Linked DNA regions of Homo sapiens: region 1 is linked to region 2. A link is an interaction called in ENCODE POLR2A ChIA-PET data of the cell type or tissue named here. Cell type or tissue: Panc1. All regions are shown on one strand. Links, peaks and the distances in the headings refer to the core of each region. The heading gives the core; the rest is flanking DNA. Region 1 overlaps GPATCH8 (G-patch domain containing 8). Region 2 has its middle 31 kb from the start of FZD2.

Region 1 (9,489 bases), core at 2,918-7,917, 130 kb before region 2:
CAGCCTCCCGAGTAGCTGGGATTACAGGCATGCACCACAACGCCCGGCTAATTTTGTATTTTTAGTAGAGACGGGGTTTCTCCATGTTGAGGCTGGTCTTGAACCCCTGACCTCAGGTGATCCGCCCGCCTCAGCCTCCCAGAGTGCTGGGATTACAGGCGTGAGCCACTGCACCCGGCCTGAATCTACATTTTTAACAAGAACCCAAGGTGATTCTGCTGAAAGCCATAAGACTAATAATGGAAAAAGCACTGGGGTAGAAGTAAGAAGACTTGTTTAGTAAAGGTAGCTCCTATCCTTAGCAGTTTCACCTCAGATAAACATTTAAGTTTCTCAATCTTTTAAGTGGCATTATGTCTTATTCTATATACTGGAGAGAGAAATATATAGGTATATAAAACATATAGCCATATTTAATTCCTGACACCCCCAAATCTTGTAAAAATATGGCTATATGGAGGGTATAGCAAGGTCACAGTGCTTACTAGTTGCAGAGTTAGAATTGAACCCAGGTGAAATTTCAGATGAGCTCACAAAGTAGTAACTTGCGGTTCAAATACAGCCTGGTATGTTTTGTTTAATTTCATTATTTTAGACTTCAAGCCAACATTTATCAATTAGAACATTTCACAGAAAAGGAATCTGAATTCCTGGCTGCTTTTAACAATTTTAGAAGATCCAGCAACACTGAGATTATAATCTTAGGTGGCAACAATTACCTTCTCTAAACACAGCAAAACTCACACCACTTGCTATTGTCTCACACTCACTCAATTTCAACAACGTATGCTATCATCGGGCCCCAACTCCTACTTCAGGTCTACATTCTTTGCTCCCTCCTTTTGAACCAAATGGGATTTACAAGAAAACCAAGTGGGATTTCTATCTACTGGTTTGGGAAGATTTAGTGAGAAAGGAAATACTGGATTTAAAACTAATAAACTACATTTGAAATACTACATAAAAATATATTACACTTTGTTCTCTTTTCCGAGTGTTTTAAGTGCCATTGTTTTGAATTTTGGTGGTAAATTTTAAATGAACTTTTGAAAGATTTTAATAAAATATGTTTATTATAAAACACTTTTTACTTTATGTTCTTATCATTTTCAGATTTCATTCCACTTTAAAATACCAACGCTTCTCATGGAAGAATAAAGAGATTCCACTAACTCACAGACACCTGTACTCCATGTATCTATCAGCAAGTATAGATGCACAGATAGAAAATAGTTGGTTGCTTCTTTATTCTCACAATCTGAGACTTTTCACTTGTTAATTATTATAAAAAATTTGAAATTATAACTTAAATTGCTCAATTCTCTATTAAGCTTCCACTGTACCTTTAACTTCACAATTAAAACAATCATTATACTGTATTAAATTTGTTACATTATTTGTTTCCCTATTAGAAATAAACCTCTGGAGGGCAGAGGTTCTATCTTATTCACTCTTAAAGACTTAGTACAGATCTGGCACATTCTTTTTCTCTTTTTCTTTGGAGACAGAGTCTTACTCTGTCACCCAGGCGGCTCACTGTAACCTCCGCCTCCTGAGTTCAAGCTATTCTCATGCCTCAGCCTTCCAAGTAGCTGGGATTACAGGCGTGCACCAACATGCCTGGCTAATTTTTGTATATTTTGGTAGAGAGGGTTTCGCCATGTTGGCCAGGCTGGTCTTGAACTCCTAGCCTCAAGTGATCCACCTGCCTCGTCCTCCCATAGAGCTGTGATTACAGTCGTGAGCCACCACACCCAACCCAGATCTGGCACCTTTTAAGCATGCAATAAACATATGCAGAATACAAAACAAGAAAAACAGCAACAGAGAATACATAAATGCACAGTAATTACTATCCTTTAGGAATTTACAGTCTACTGAATTAGGTAAAAGAGACACATCAACAAAAATTATACAAGATTGAATATTTAAAATGCCACAGGAGAGAAACAGAAAGTAGAAGTCAGGGAGGAAATTATAGTATGAGACATAAGTTACAGTATTTTCTTTTTCCCTGGACACCAATTTCCATCCCTAAATATTTGGCAAAAGTTCTTACCACTCAACTTTAGCCTTAAGTTTCTAGTGAATTTATACTCATCATGAAGAATATATATGACCACTTCAAGTGCCCTACGAGAATATATCACATTCAGAATTATCTCCACTTTTTCTGGCCTGAATAACTACTGTATATTTCAATTCGGTGGCACTGGTATTTCTCACCACCATCATATCTCTCCAGGATAGGGAAGTAAGCTAGCACCTACAGTTTAGGTACATTACAGCATATTGGTTAAAAGCATAGGTTTTGGCACCAAGATTCTACCACTTATCTGCTGTAAGATCTTGGGCAGGCTGGGCGTGGTGGCTTAAGCCTGTAATCCCAGCACTTTGGGAGGCCGATTCGGGCGGATTGCCCGAGGTCAGGAGTTTGAGACCAGTCTGGCCAACATAGTGAAACCCCGTCTCTAATAAAAATACAGGAAAATTAGTCAGGTGTGGTGGCATGCACCTATAATCTCAGCTAGTTGGGAGGCTGAGGCAGGGGAATTGCTTGAACCAGGGAGGTGGAGGTTGCAGTGAGCCGAGACTGCACCACTGCACTCCAGCCTGGGTGACAGAGCAACACTCCGTCTCAAAAAAAAAAAAAAAAAGAAAAAAAAAAAAAGGAAAAAAGATCTTGGGCAAAGATCTTTTGGTAAAATGCTCTTTGGGTAAAATGGGAGTATCTACCTCAAAGAGGATTTAAGTTAGAAAATCCATGTCCAAGCACTCAGTAAACACTTAATAAATGATGGCTATTATAAAAGATTAACACTAAATCTAGTGAATAGGGGCTTGCTAGTCAAACATGTGCATAAACTGACTATATATTGTCTTCATAGTTGACCTGTTTTATCAGCCTTCATAGTTATTCCTTCCTTTCCATTTCCACTATTACTCTTTCAAGTCCTTATCTATACTCATACCCAGACAACTTTCTAAATGGTTTTCCATCTCCATCCTCAGACATTCTTTGAGCAGACTATTATTTTATTTCCATCACCAATGCCTGGCTGGGATAATGAAAAGAGATTTCGATGGCAAATCAAAGAATTTGGGTTTGGGTTTCAGCCCTATCATTAAAACATTTTGGAACCCTAAAAATAAATTTCTCAACTGTATAGTGAGTTTTAACTTATCTTCAATATCTTTTTTTTTTTTTCTGAGATAGGGTCTTACTTTGTCACTCAGGCTGGAGTGCAGTGGCATGATCTCAGCTCACTGCAACCTCGTCGACCTTCTGGGCTCATGCGATTCTCCCACCTCATTCTCCCAGGTGGCTGGGACTACAGGCACATGCCATCACGCCCAGCTAATTTTTTCTTTGCATTTTAAGTAGAGATGGGGTTTTGCCATGTTGCCCAGGCTGGTCTCGAACTCCTGAGCTCAAGCATCCACCCACATTGGCCTGCCAAAGTGCAAGGATTACAGGCGTGAGCCACCACACCCGGCCTTCAGTATCTCTTCTGGCTGTAAGTCTATACCTCTGCTCTGATCAAGGTGTCTTTGGCTTACAAAATACAATTCCAGATTGGAGGAGCATTAAGGCCTTCCACATTCAGTGTGGCATGAGCTTTGGAGGCAGAAGGACTGAGATCTGAATCCTGATTCTATAGTTTACTGGTTGCTTACCCTTGGGCAACATATTGGACTTCTCTAAGACTCAGTTTCTTCCACAAAATGGGACAACAGTAATTCTCTCAGGGGCTTATTATAAGATTTAAATGAGATATTTGTTAAGTGCTTAGCATATATGAGATTTGTGCCTATATTAATATTTCCCATTTCTCCCTTCTAGTTGTAGGTAGGTAGGTAGGTAGGGGTGTGTGTGTGTGTGTGTGTGTGTGTGTGTGCAGGCGCGCGTTTTGAGACATGCTCTCACTGTCATCCAGGCTGGAGTACACTCGCAATGACACGGCACCCTGCAGCCTCAACTTCATGGCCTCTCGTGATCCTCCCACCTAAACCACCAAGTAGCTGGGACTAAGGGTGCACATCACCATGCCAGGCTAATTTTTTATTTTTTATTTTTTGGTAGAGACAGGGTCTCACTATGTTGCCCAGGCTGGTCTCAAACTCCTGAGTTCAAGAGATGTTTCGACCTCAGCCTCCCAAAGTGTTGGGGATTACAGGCATGAGCCATCGTGCCCAGCCTAGTTACAGTTTTTAAACTATTCCTGGAGACCTAGAACTCTGCTTCAATCAAAACAACTGCTGGGTTGCCCCCTCTTTCATATACTGAAGTTTAACCTCAAAAAAAAAAAATTGAGGTGGTTTCTTCTGTTAAAAAACGCATAAAATCCACTACACCATGGACATAATCTGCTCCAATTAGCCACACCTACTCTTTGTCAACTGCAATTACCTTGTATACATCAGTATCTCCTATCTTTGGTAATATCTATTCCTCCCTCCTCAGGACTTAGTGAAGTCACCCCTAGTTATTCTTCTTTTGAACACTTACAGCATTTTATTATTATTTAGAGAAAAGGTCTTGCTCTGTTGCCCAGGTTGGAGTGCAGTGGCACAATCATAGCTGTAACCTTCAAATCCTAGATTCAAACAATCCTCCCACCTCAGCCTCCCAAGTAGCTAGGAATATAAGTGTGCACTACCTTGCCTAATTTTTAGAAGGGGTCTCACTATGTCGCCCAGGCTGGACTTGAACTCCCAGGCTCAACTGATCCCTCTGCCTTAAACTTTTGAGTAGCTAGGACTACAGGCACATGCCACTGGAACTGCAACTTCTTTTCTGATTGTTATTTTGCCATGACTTAACTCACATTTAAGGTCTTTTCATTTATCCTTTAAATGTGATGATCTCCGTACTGAGAAACAAGTAGTCCCTTTCTATACAGCATGCAAGTTTATCATTCTCATTCAGTCTCCTCTCCTGCAATCCCTTTCATCTTTATATTTATTTTAATTTTTGTAGAGACAGGGTATGTTCCCCAGGCTAGTCTTGAACTCCTGGCCTCAAGCAATCCTCCTGCTTTGGTCTCCCACAGTGCTGGGACTGCAGGGGTGAGCCACCACATCCGGTCCTTTCCTTTTCTGTTTTATCCCTAAAACCTAACCTCTTACCTTAGACTGCCAATTCTGACTAATCTTGTTTATTACCTGGGCCTCTTCTCTATAGTTTATATTTATTCCATTAAAAAGGTCAAAGGCTCTACAAGCTCTATATTTTATTTTATTAAATGTGGATTGTGAATAACTAAAATTATGGTTGCCTTTGGCAACTGTATGAAGACTCCAAGACCCATTTAATTAGCAGGAAACAGAGATTATAGCTACATGCTTCTTCAAATACACCAGCTCTGTGTATAACTAAGCTTTTCTGACAATCCATACCTTGATTTGTGATTTGGGGGAGCTACATATTTGCTATTCCCCCACCAACCTATTCCTATTTTCAGTATCAGCTTTTCCTAAGAAGGGAAAAGGTATAAATATTGATTTCAAAGTTAGGCTTATATTTGAATGGCAGACCCTCGGTAGCTGTATCATCTTTCCAAAACTTTCCATTTATAAAATGAGTGGCCGGGCATGGTGGCTCACGCCTGTAATCCCAGCACTGTGGGAGGCCGAGGTGGGCAGATCACCTGAGTTCGGGAGTTCGAGACCAGCCTGACCAACATGGAGAAACCCCATCTCTACTAAAAATACAAGATTAGCCAGGCGTGGTGGCACATGCCTGTAATCCCAGCTACTCGGGAGGCTGAGGCAGGAGAATCGCTTGAACCAGGAGGTAGAGGTTGCGGTGAGCCGAGATCGCGTCATTGCACTACAGCCTGGGCAACAAGAGTGAAACTCTATCTCAAAAAAAAAAAATTAAAAAAAATAAAATTAAATGAGCATATTAATATCTATTTCATTAAATGAGACCATGCAAAACATCCAGACTCTAGATCAATATTTGGCACATAATAAATATTAAGCATTATTTCCTTTTTATAAAGGAAAACATGAATTGAAAAGGGAAAGTAAGATAGAAAGACAACTTAGCTTCTGTAAAGACTTCAGAAAAATGTATCTATGTCACTATAATATTAATGAAAATATTTTCTCAAAAAATGATTTTTCTTGACAGAGTTTCGCTCTTGTCACCCAGGCTGGAGTGCATTGGCATGAACTCAGCTCACTGCAACCTCCGCCTCCTGGGTTCAAGCAATTCTCCTGCCTCAGCCTCCCGAGTAGCTGGGATTACAGGCACTCGCCACCATGCCCCGCTAATTTTGTATTTTTAGTAGAGGTGGGGTTTCGCCATGTTAGCCAGGCTAGTCTCGAACTCCTGAACTTAGGTGATCCACCTGCCTCGGCCTCCCAAAGTGCTGGGATTACAGGCGTGAGCCATAGCGCCCAGACAAAAAATGATTTTTCTTAAGAAATCAGTAAAATATTTATAGTGATTGATTGAGACAGGTCTTGCTTATTTATTTATAGAGACAGGTCTAGCTATGTTGCCCAGGCTAAGGTGCAGGAAGTGCAGTGGCACATCACAGCTCACTATAACCTCCAACACTAGGTAGGGCTCAAGCGATTCTCTCGCCTCAGCCTCCCAAGTAGCTAGGACTACAGGCGTGTGCCATCACACCTGGTTAATTTTTCTATTTCTGTTAAGATGAGGTCTTGTTATATTGTCTAGGTTGGTCTCAAATTCCTGGCCTCAAGCTACCCTCCTGCCTCAGCCTCCCAAAGTGTTGGGATTATAGGCATGAGCCACCACACCAGGCCAGAAGTGAGTGCAATATTAATTCATATTCTAATTTAACAATAAAGCCTAAATTGTAACATTACATGTTTCTATTCTATTCTTTTGAATTCAAATCTAGTTTTCAGCCTGTAATCCTAGCACTTTGTAAGCACAAGGTGGGAAGACTGCATGAGGCCAGGAGTTTGAGACCAGCCTGTACAACATAGAAAGACCTCATCTCCAATGGAAAAAAAAAAAGTCTAATTTTCCTTTAGTCATAAAATGTAGTCTAAACATATTTGAGACTTATGTAATGCAGGCCTTACCCTACATTGTATTCACCATTTATTTCCTAACTGAAACAAGACTGGGAAGGAGGTATACATAAATAAAACCAAAGAAATACCCCCAACTCTACTCTGTTTTCATTCTGCCTTCTTTAGGTCTTTTCTCAAACAATTATATTTTTTGAATAGTAATACAAGTACAGAACAATTTTTTTTTTTTGAGACACAGTCTCGCTCTGTTGCCCAGGATGGAGTGCAGTGGCGCAATCTCGGCTCACTACAACCTCTACTGCTGGGTTCAAGTGATTCTCCTGTCTCAGCCTCCTGAGTAGCTGGGATTACAGGCACGCACCACCACACCCAGCTAATTTTTATATTTTTAGTAGAGAAGGGGTTTCACCATGTTGGCCAGGCTGGTCTTGAACTCCTGACCTCAGGTGATCTGCCCGCCTCGGCCTCCCAAAGTGCTGGGATTACAGGTGTGACCCACTGCAACTGGCCCAAATTTTAAAAATATAGTAAAATGCAACTCAGTTTCCCTTCAGAGAGTCTATCTTTAACAAAAATTTTATCTTTATGGTCAAGTAAATACAAACATAAATATACAGGCACACTCCTGTATGCCCACAGAATGTACCATTTTAATATTTCACAATAATGCCTCAGTTTTACTATACAAGCTACAGAGAATGTTCATCTCTCTCAACATATTTTTTGGCTAATGATTTTATAAAGTAAAATTTTTACATTTATTTATTTCAATCCCAAAACTTAATACAATGTTCTTAAAACGATGTGTGAGATGTCTGGAGATACACTCCAAATAAAACAAGCAAAACTTTGAAAAAGCTGCTTCAGTATCAACAAACGGAATGTACATGTTATTACATAGGAAGCAACTGTGTGTTAACAATCATATTAATTATTTAGTAACCAGGAAGATGTGCTTAAGAATTTTATATCCTAAAAATTTTGTTAATTGCATGAAAAGGCCAGGCATGGTGGATCACACCTATAATCCCAGCACTGTGGGAGTCCAAGGTGGGAGGATCACATGAGCCCAGGAGTTCGAGACCAGCCTGGAAGACTAGTGAGACCTAGTCTCTACAAGAAATTTCTTAAAAATTAGTCAGGCGTTCGCCGGGCGCAGTGGCTCATGCCTGTAATCCCAGCACTTTGGGAGGCCGAGGTGGGCAGATCACGAGGTCAGGAGATGGAGACCATCCTGGCTAACACGCTAAAACCCCGTCTCTACTAAAAAAAAATACAAAAAATTAGCCAGACACGGTGGCAGGCGCCTGAAGTCCCAGCTACTCAGGAGGCTGAGGCAGGAGAATGGCGTGAACCCGGGAGGTGGAGCTTGCAGTGAGCCGAGATTGTGCCACTGCACTCCAGCCAGCCTGGGCGATGGAGCGAGACTCCATTTCAAAAAAAAAAAAAAAAATTAGGCATGGTGGCATGCGCCTGTAGTCCCCACTACTCATGGGTCTAAGGCAGGAGGATCACTTGAGCCCAGGAGATCAAGGCTGCAGTGAGCTATGATTATGCCACTGTACTCCAGCCTGGGCAACAAAGCAAGACTCTGTCTCAAAGGAAAAAAAAAAAAAAAAAAGCTGGATTCAAGAACACATCCATTTTAATTTTTAAGTAATCCAAGTTGTTCCCTGTAATGTTTTCACTAGTTGATATTCTCATGGCTATGATGTAAGTACCTATTTTCCCATAATCTTACCAGGCTAACTTTGGTCTTTCTCAAGCTGATAAATACCTGAAGGAAACTTGTTCTTTGCCTATAATGAGATATTACAGATATTTTCCCCAGTCTGTTTGTTGACTTTGTTTATGATGAAATATAGCCAAACTTATCCTTTCCTTTTTTTGAGACAGGCTTGCTCTGTTGCCCAGGCTGGAGTACAGTGGCACAATCACAGCTCACTGCAACTTCGAACTCCTGGAGTCAAGGGATCCTCCTGCCTCAGCCTTCCAAATAGCTAGGAATACAGATGCACGCCACCATGCCTGGCTAATCTATTTTTTAAAATTTTTTAGGAACTGGGTCTTGTTGTTGCCCAAGCTGGTCTTGAACCCTTGGCCTCAAGTGATCTTCCCACCTTGGCCTCCCAAAGTCCTGGGATTACAGGTGCTTAAGTCACTGTGCCTGGCCTTAACCTTTTCTCAAGGGCTTCTAAGTTTTGGGTTATGCTCAGAAAAGCTTTTCTTACTCAAATATTATTTTAAGATAATAATTCTACCATTGTTCATCCTAATAATTTCATGATTTCATTTTTTACATTTAAACCTCTCATTCACCTGGAATCTATGTGGGGTAAGGAATGACAATGGGGACCCAACTTTTAAAATTCTGGGTTGTTATTCAGTTGTTCCAATGCCACGACTGAGTGACTGATGCTCTTTCTAGATGTTAGATTTTTCAGAAGTTAGACTCAGGAGTAGAGATGA
Region 2 (9,489 bases), core at 1,774-6,773:
TGGCTAATTTTTTTGGTATTTTTAGTAGAGACGGGGTTTCACAGTGTTAGCCAGGATGGTCTCGATCTCCTGACCTCATGATCCGCCCGCCTCAGCCTCCCAAAGTGCTGGGATTACAGGCGTGAGCCACTGCACCCAGCCCTCACTGCAGATTTGATTGCATTTCTCTTATAATAAGTGCTTCCTGATTTCTGAGATTCATTAATACAATGCATAAATAATTAGCAGGTACCTCCAGGCACTGTGTTGGGGTAAACTCCTCCATCTGTCCCTGGTCCAACTCACTGTGTCATTTCCTGCCTGCCCTGTACTGTCTTGCCTTGTTGCATCCGTTAGGAAGCCATTTTCATGGCTTGGCCATCCTCAGCAAGTCAAGGAGGGGTGACCTCACTTGACCTCTTGTAGAGGGTTAGGAGTGAGGAGAATGTGTTTTTTTTTGTTTTTTGTTTTTGTCTGTTTGTTCTTGTTTTTACCTTTTCTTTGTTTCTCAATAATAATTTCTGCAACCCAATTAAGCAAAGCTGAGGGATGGGGCACAGGTTTTTTTTGTTTGTTTGTTTGTTTGTTTTTCTAGAGACAGGGTCTCACTCTCTCACCTAGGTTGGAATGCAGTGCCACAATCATAGCTCATGCAACCTCGACCTCCTGGGCTCAAGCCATCCTCCTACCTTGGCCTCCCAAGGTGTTGGGATTATGGGTGTGAGCCACTGCACCTGGCCCAGGCACATTTGTCTTGTGGTCAGAGTTACCCCTGAGTCCAAGGGCTTCCCAGAGTCACTCAGTCCAGTGGGCCACTCAGTGCTTCGGTCTTCTCATCCTAACCCCTCTGTGGTGTCAGGATGGTGGACAAAGAGCAGGTAGCTGGACACTTGGCTGTGTTCAGCGGATGTTGTTTGCTTCATGACTGGCAGGTTGAAACTTCCTCAGATTAGGTGCCAGCTAAACATAAAATGTGTTTGCTAGCAGCGCTTTTAGATTAAAGTAAGACCAAGAAAAAGCTAGGGTTCCTGTTCCCTTCTGTGTGGGAAACCTTTGCAGGTTTCTTTGCAGTGCAGAGCACTTCACCTTGACAGGAGGGAGTCCTGGCCCACCAGGCAGAGTAACTGCTTGCTCACCTGCCTGCTTCATAAACCTGTGATCAACCTGAGGCTCACACCTTATTGAGGCCTCCTCAGAATAAGGGCAGAATCAACACCTGGGAACTTTGAATGACTCTCTTCCCGGTTCCAGTTCCCAAGAACGGCAACCTGAAGGAGCCCACATCTTTCTTTGGCAGCTTAACTAATGTAATGAGACCTGCAGTTCATCCACAGCCTGAAATTTTCCTCCTAAAGCGCGCTTTTAATCCAGTCACTTGTAGAGGTTCCCCGTGGCCTACTAAATGAAGTGCAAATTCCTTAGCTTGGAATTTAAGGGCCTCCGTGATATGGCTCTGGTCTACATTCCCAGTCCCTTTTTCCACTACCTCACGCTCCAGACTGACTCAGTGTTTCCCCGTGTGCCCACGTTCCCACCCTGCGCCTTCGCCCCAGTCGTCCTTTCTCTGCCCAGAACATGTACCCCTGCTCCTCTGCCATGGCGGATGCCCTCCTCTCTCTCTCTTTTCCCAGCCATGCTTTGTTTAGAAAGTAAGAATAATGAGGTTTTTCTTTTTAAGAAAAATATAGGCCGGGCATGGTGGCTCACGCCTATAATCCCAGCACTGTGGGAGGCTGAGGCAGATGGATCACTTTGAGGTCAGGAGTTCAAGACCAGCCTGGCCAACATGGTGAAACCCTGTCTCTACTAAAAATACAAAAATTAGCCGGGCATGGTGGTGGAAGCCTATAATCCCAGCTACTCAGGAGGCTGAGGCAGGAGAATCGCTTGAACCCAGGAGGCGGAGGTTATAGTCAGCCGAGATTTCCCCACTGCACTTCAGCCTGGGAGACAGAGCAAGACTCTGTCTAAAAAATAAAAATTATATATATATATATATATATATATATATATATATATATATAAATTTCCCATATCCTTCAGGGTCTTTCTCAAAGGTAACTGGCCCACAGCTGCCTGCTCATCCCACGTCTCAGGGGATGATCTTTCCTGGCCTGGCTCCCACTCAGGCTTCGTTTCTCCACCTCTCATGTCTCAAGTCCCCTCTATCTTGCATCCTCGTTCCTGCCCCACCCCAGTGAGCGCTGGAGAGCCAAACAGGTGTCTGTCATCTATGCACTGTCTACCGCTGATCAGTATCAGCCAATCGTCTGATCTGAGTCACTCTGAAATTGGAGACTCCTCCCCTGCTGCCACCTCCTCTTTCTGCTTTGAGTATGAGAAATGGGAAGAGTTTGGAACCTGTCACTGCAACCGCTGCTGCCACCCCTTCAAGTCCTTCCCTATGAGGGCTCTCCTTTTAACTCACAGCCTCCCCTCTAAAGTCAGGAGATGAGGTCAGCCCTGAACCCCACCCTATGTCCCATCCCCCAGCCGACACAAACACCACAGAGATCAATGGGGACCTGTGTTCTAGGCTTGGGATGAAACTGTCCCGTTTGCTCTTTTCCTGAGGTAGGTACCATGGTTACGTGTCTGGCCGGAACATTTGTTCACTTTGAGTTCTTGGAATGAATGCGCCAGAAAAGGGAGAAATCAAAAGCCATCTCTTCTGTGGCCCTGGTCTCTTGCGTGTGCAGATAGGCATGGTCACCTCTCTGCTAATGACCTGTGTGGTATTAGGTGGTGATGTATGCACTGGCGAGGCTGGAGGAAGACAACCTGGCCCTTCTCCAGGGCTTGCTTCTGGCACCTTCTGCAGAGCAAAGAGTGGGACCTTGGAGTTAGAATACCTGAGTCCTAGTTCTTACTCCACCATTCGTTCCATAGCAGATGCCCTTGACCAAGGTCCTTAATCCCCCTCAGCCTAAAAATAGAAAATAGTTATATTTTCTTTACCTTCTACATGGGCTTTTCTGAGCATCAAAAGAGAAAATGTATGTGAGAGTGTTGTGCAAATTATTATTATTATTTTTAGACAGAGCCTTGCTCTGTCTCCCAGGCTGGAGTGCAGCAGCACTATCTTGGTTACTGCAACCTCCGCCTCCTGGGTTCAAGCGATTCTCCTGCCTCAGCCTCCGAAGTAGCTGGGGCTACTGGCACGCACCACCCCGCCTGGCTAACTTTTTTGTATTTTTACTAGAGAGGGGGTTTTACCATGTTGGCCAGGCTGGTCTCAAACTCCTGACCTCAGGTGATCCTCCTGCCTCGGCCTCCCAAAGTGCTGGGATTACAGGCATGAGCCACCCTGCCTGGCCACAAATTATATATATATATTTGAGACGAAGTCTCGCTCTGTCGCCAGGCTGGAGTGCAGTGCTGCGATCTCGGCTCACTGCAACCTCCGCCTCCCGGGTTCACGCCATTCTCCTGCCTCGACTTCCCAAGTAGCTGGGACTACAGACGCACACCACCATGCCCAGCTAATTTTTGTATTTTTAGTAGAGACCGCGTTTCATCACGTTGGCCAGGACGATCTTGATCTCTTGACCTCGTGATCTGCTCACCTCGGCCTCCCAAAGTGCTGAGATTACAGGTGTGAGCCACTGTGCCCGGCCTTTAGCCTCTTGTGTTGAATGCCATACCAATCCAGCCTTCTTTGCCACACAGACCTCCTTGGTTCCTTTTCCTTTGGTGTCTTCCTGCCCTGATTCTTTTTTTTTTTTTTTTTTTTTTTTGAGACAGAGTCTCACTCTGTCGCCAGGCTGGAGTGTAGTTGTCCAATCTCGGCTTACTGCAACCTCCACCTCCCTGGTTCAAGCGATTCTCCTGCCTCAGCCTCCTGAGTAGCTGGAACTACAGGCGCCTGCCACCACACCCAGCTAATTTTTGTATTTTTAGTAGAGGTGGGGTTTCACCATGTTAGCCAGGATGGTCTCGATCTCTTGACCTCGTGTTCCGCCCACCTCAGCCTCCCAAAGTGCTGGGATTACAGGCGTGAGCCACTGCACCCAGCCCTGATTCTTAACTCCCTAAGAGTTCTGGGCTTAAAAGTTGCCCCATATTTCCAGCATTTTGCACCTCTGACCCATCGCTTTAGCTGGGTTCCCCATGAGATTGCCTATGCTGAAAAAAATAACTGGATCTGGGGCCGGTGGGGAGTGCACAGAAAGGCACCAGTGTGACCTCCACATTTGTGAGATTGAGGACACCCAATGAGAATCCAGGCTGAGAGAGGCCATGGGCATGACCAGCCAGGGAGCTGCAGCACTTGACAGATAACATTGTTAGACTGTGACTCACTCTCTGCAGTCTGGAAAGCTCAACCTCTCTGCTTGGCCTTCCCAGGAGGGCCACTCAGATCATGCAACCCTCTGAGCTCCAGGTTGGGCAGGCAGAGCGGGGGCCTCTTAATTCCAGAGCTGGACTGTTTCCTCCCCTTCACCCCACATGGAAAATCCCACATGTTAAAAGGTTATGTGTTGGGAGCCTGCAGGGAGAAAAAAACTTGCCCCGTTTGTGCTTTCCAAGAGAGAAGCAGGAGCCATCGGAGCTCCTGACCCTGTCCAGGACCCTGTCCTCTGCTGACCCACGGTGGGGACCCAAACCCAAGCTCTGGGGTTATTTTCTTCCTTTGCTGAAGGCTGTTCCTCGACCTTGAGGCACTCACATCACTCTCTCCTCATTCCCCTCTCCTCCTTCCCTCTCAGGTTTCTCTCCATCATTCTACTGTTTTTATTTTATTTTATTATATATTATTTATTTATTGAGACAGAGTCTCACTCTGTCTGGAGTACAATGGTGCAATCTTGGCTCACTTCAACCTTTGCCTCTCGGGTTCAAGCAGTTCTCCTGCCTCAGCCTCCCAAGTAGCTGGGATTACAGGTATCTGCCATCAAGCCTGGCTGATTTTTTGTATTTTTAGTAGAGACCGGGTTTTGCCAATGTTGGCCAGGCTAGTCACAAACTCCTGACCTCAGGCTAGTCACGAACACCTGCCTCGGCCTCTCAAAGTGCTGAGATTACAGGCGTGAGCCGCCGCGCCCAGACTTTATTTTTATTCATATTTTGAGACACGGTCTTGCCCTATTGCCCAGGCTGGAGTGGAGTGGTGTGAAGACAGCTCACTGTAGCCTTGACCTCCTAGGCTCAAGCGATCTTCCCACCTCAGCCTCTCAAGTAGCTAGAACCACAGGTACACGCCACGATGCCTAGCTAATTATTTTTTCAATTTTGTAGAGATGGGGTCTCGCCATGTTGCCCAGGCTGGTCTTGAACTCCTGGGTTCAAGCAATCCTCCCACCTCGGCCTCCCAAAATACTGGGATTACAGGCATCAGCCACGGCACCCAGCATTCTCCTGTTTCCCATCAACCATATCAGCCCATCAAATCTTTCACAATACAAGAAGGGTGGGTGGGGAGGGGGAAGAGTTTTCCTTTTCCGTCTTACTCCTTTTTCTTCTTTGGATTCCCTATATTTTGGGTGTCGGTAGAAGTCTGAAATGCAAATAAGAATGTCCCACTCTGAAGGCACAGGGAGGGGCTGCTGAATTATTACCCTCTAAATTCTAGCACGTTAGACAGTTCTGGTCTCCTTGCATTCTTGGAGGATGCAAGGACCTGACTGTAATGTGCGGGGGAGACAGTTTGGTCTCTGGGAACCCCCAGTCTGGTGGAGGAACTTAGACTAAAGCAATGGAAGACTGACAGAGCAATATGGTCACAATTGCAAATCCTTCAAAATGCCGGTGCTACAGAGAATAATCAGCATTGTGGCATGACTGTCCAGAAGCAAGTTTTGAACCATTCTGAATAACGGAAGTCCCAGGATCCTTTATTTAAAAAAAAAAAAGTGTAGAGACAGGGTCTTGTTATGTTGTCCAGGCTGGCCTTGAACTGCTGGTCTCAAGCAATTCTTCTGCCTTAGCCTCTCAAGGTGCTGGGATTACAGGCATGAGCCCCTGCACCTGGCCACTCACCCAGGTTTCTTGAAGCAGTATTTTCTCTTCTTTGGGATTAGCCAAGGGCATCTGGAGAAGCAATGAGAACTACCTCCTTTGAGGGGAGAGCGGCCACTTGCACACAGGCTGGGACACCATCTCATAGCTAATAATGACGTTGGTGTGGTCATTTTTCCCAGCTACACAAGCACAAGTCACTTACCACTCACAACCACCCTGTAGGGCGGGTGGCTATGATCACCCCCATTTTCTAAGTGAGGTTCTAAGAAATGAAATCACTGGCAGCTGGCTCACTGATTTGGGGCCAAGCCCAGGTCTTCTGAACGTAAGTCTAGTGGTTATTCTGCTATGCTGCTTGGTCACTTATGAGGCTGGTGTCTAGAGTCATTACTGAGTCTCCAAGTCCCCACTGTCTGCCCCATCCTTGACCCACACAAGTGCCCTGTTCAGTGTTCTGAGGGAAGGCGGAAAGACTCATGCTCAGGACTCAGGCTTCCCAGGCTCCTCATGCTGTTCCTAGGCTTGGTTTGACACCTCTCTTCCCCTATCCTGCCTACCCCTCCCACCCACACCCTCCTAGCCCCAGCTGACTTAGAGGCAGGGAGAGGGAGGCAAGGCCAGAAGGCTTTTGTTTTTCTACGATGGAGAGATGACTGAAATCCCGCCATCTCCCGCAGAAGACAGAGGCAGCTCTGGATTTCCTGTTGCTCTCAACACGGGCCAGATAATTGGAGACAGATTTTGGACTTGGGTTGGGAGGTGAAGTTTGAAATACAGTCGTCAGGCCTCCTGTAAGTTCGTGTGTGTGAGTGCACACTGCTTGGTTGGGGTTTTTTATTAGCTATATGTGTATCTGTGTGTGTGTGCAGATACTTGTATTGGAAATAGTGTATTGTGTCTAGTGTGTGCATGTGTGTTTGTGTGTATTGTATCTAGTGTGTTCATGTGTGTATTGTGTCTAGTGTGTGCATGTGCGTTTGTATGTATTGTGTCTAGTGTGTTCATGTGTGTTTGTGTATTGTGTCTAGTGTGTGCATGTGTGTGTATTGTGTCTAGTGTGTGCATGTGTGTTTGTATGTATTGTGTCTAGTGTGTTCATGTGTGTTTGTGTATTGTGTCTAGTGTGTGCATGTGTTTGTATATGTTGTGTCTAGTGTGTTCATGTGTGTTTGTGTATTGTCTAGTGTGTGCATGTGTGTGTGTACTGTGTCTAGTGTGTTCATGTGTGTTTGTGTATTGTCTAGTGTGTGCATGTGTGTTTGTGTATACCGTGTCTAGTGTGTGCATGTGTGTATGTATTATGTCTAGTGTGTGCATGTGTGTTTGTATTATGTCTAGTGTGTGCATGTGTGTTTGTATGTATTATGTCTAGTGTGTGCATGTGTGTTTGTATGGTGTCTAGTGTGTGCATGTGTGTTTGTATTGTGTCTAGTGTGTTCATGTGTGTTTGTATTGTGTCTAGTGTGCATGTGTGTTTGTGTGTATTGTGTCTAGTGTGTTCATGTGTGTTTGTGTATTGTGTCTAGTGTGTGCATGTGTTTGTGTGTATTGTGTCTAGTGTGTTCACGTGTTTGTATTGTCTAGTGTGTGTGTATTGTGTCTAGTGTGTTCATGTGTGTTTGTGTATTGTCTAGTGTGTGCATGTGTGTGTATTGTGTCTAGTGTGCATGTGTGTGTATTGTGTCTAGTGTGTTCATGTGTGTTTGTATGTATTGTGTCTAGTGTGTGCATGTGTTTGTGTATTGTGTCTAGTGTGTGCATGTGTGTTTGTGTGTATTGTGTCTAGTGTGTGCATGTGTTTGTGTGTATTGTGTCTAGTGTGTTCACATGTGTTTGTATTGTGTCTAGTGTGTGTATTGTGTCTAGTGTTCATGTGTGTTTGTATTGTGTCTAGTGTGTTCATGTGTGTTTGTGTATTGTGTCTAGTGTGTGCATGTGTGTTTGTGTGTATCGTGTCTACTGTGTGCATGTGTTTGTGTGTATTGTGTCTAGTGTGTTCATGTGTGTTTGTGTATTGTGTCTAGTGTGTGCATGTGTGTTTGGTACCTGTGCTCCTTGTACATCTTTAGTGTTTAAGACTCCGCGTGTATGTGTATGTGTGAGAAAGTATGTAAGTGTGTGTCTGGGGCTCTGTGAGTGGCTCCCTTGTTTTGTTTAATTTTTTTTCCTTTGTGAGATTCAGTCTGGCTTGGAGAGTCCCCACCAGTCCTTTCAGGATCTTATTACTCACGACTTGGTGATTAAATGTAATACAATAATTAAGATTTTTTTTTAAAAAGGAAGGAAGGCAGATGGCCTTCGGGGAGATAACATGAGGGGTAGAAAGCAGCCAGAGTGCCTTGAGAGCAGACAGCCAAGGGTGAAGGGGACCTGCAGGGCAGAGGGGCTCTTTTAGGAGGTACAGACAAGGCCCCAGTTTCCCCCCATCTCTCTGATGGAAAAAGGCAACACGCGCTTCCACAACGGTTTAGCTGCCTCTACCCCTGAAGGTTGGGCAGGGGAGGGGCTCCTATTGCCTTCCTGCCTGAATCTCTACCCTGGAAGAAGAATCAAGCCCCTTTCTTCTAAAGGCCTACGTGCACATTCACTAATGCGAATTTTGCTATAAATGACATGCAGACCAGTTAGGAAGTAGTCTTCTCATAACAACAACCACAGCTAGCCATGGTGTACCTGCAGCACATCAGACTCCAGCTGGGTACTTTACATGTGTTTTTGTATCTGTGTGTGTGTGTGTAAAATCACTTATAAGCTTGTTATTACCTTTTTGCAGAGGAAACTGAGGCTTATGATAGATGAGTAAGGACTTTAACCCTTCATGGTGATAGTTCATTTGTTCATCCAACAAATGTGTATTGAATACTTTTTTTTTTTTTTTTTTGAGACAGGGTCTGGCTCTGTTACCCAGGCTGGAGTACAATGATATGATCTTGACTCACTGCAGCCTCCACCTCCCAGGCTCAAACAATTCTCCTACCTCAGCCTCCTGAATAGCTGACACTACATGCGTGCGCCGCTACGCCCGGCTAATTTTTTTTTTTTTTTTTTTTTGTAGAGACGAGGTTTTGCCATGTTGCCCAGGCTGGTCTCGAACTCCTGAGCTCAAGCAATGGACTGCCTTGGCCTCCCAAAGTGCTGGGATTACAGGTGTGAGCCACTGTGCCTGGCCCCCATGTATTGAATACCTATCTGCTCAGGCACTACGCTAGATATGAGGGACACAGAGGTGAACGAGACATAGTCCCTGCCCTCACAGAATCCACTCTCTAGGGAGGGAATCGATGCTTCAAACATTGAAGTTCTCCAGCCTGGACAACATAGCGAGACCAAATCTCTAAAAAAAAATTAAAAATTAGCAGGACATGATGGTGTACACCTGCAGTCCCAGCTACTCGGGAGGCTGAGGTGGGAGGATCATTTGAGCCTGGGAGGTTGAGGCTGCAGTGAGCCATGATCGCACTACTCCAGCCTGGGCGATAGGGTGAGAGAGCAAAAGAGAGAGAGAGGAAAAAAGACAGAGGACACAGGGAGGTAGGGAGGGAAGAAGGA

Evidence for each region. ChIA-PET counts read pairs that join two places held together with the same protein. Peaks named below come from ENCODE experiments on the same cell type or tissue, not always from the same donor. Only the 100,000 strongest peaks of a DNase experiment are listed, where the experiment ranks them.
Region 1: POLR2A ChIA-PET joins it to region 2 with 13 read pairs; 3 of 35 experiments call an interaction of 5 or more read pairs at or near these places.

The regions. Positions count from the first base shown.
Region 1 is chr17:44,449,633-44,459,121 of GRCh38, forward strand. All of the region lies in intron 3 of GPATCH8 (G-patch domain containing 8), which reads right to left. Among named protein-coding and RNA genes, the nearest start is that of GPATCH8, 49 kb to the right of the region's middle. In Panc1, for the core only: no CTCF peak of the experiment used is centred there; no DNase peak of the experiment used is centred there.
Region 2 is chr17:44,583,258-44,592,746 of GRCh38, forward strand. No RefSeq gene overlaps it. Among named protein-coding and RNA genes, the nearest start is that of FZD2, 31 kb to the left of the region's middle. RefSeq lists an enhancer at 4,036-4,601. In Panc1, for the core only: no CTCF peak of the experiment used is centred there; no DNase peak of the experiment used is centred there; H3K27ac peaks cover 4,182 bases.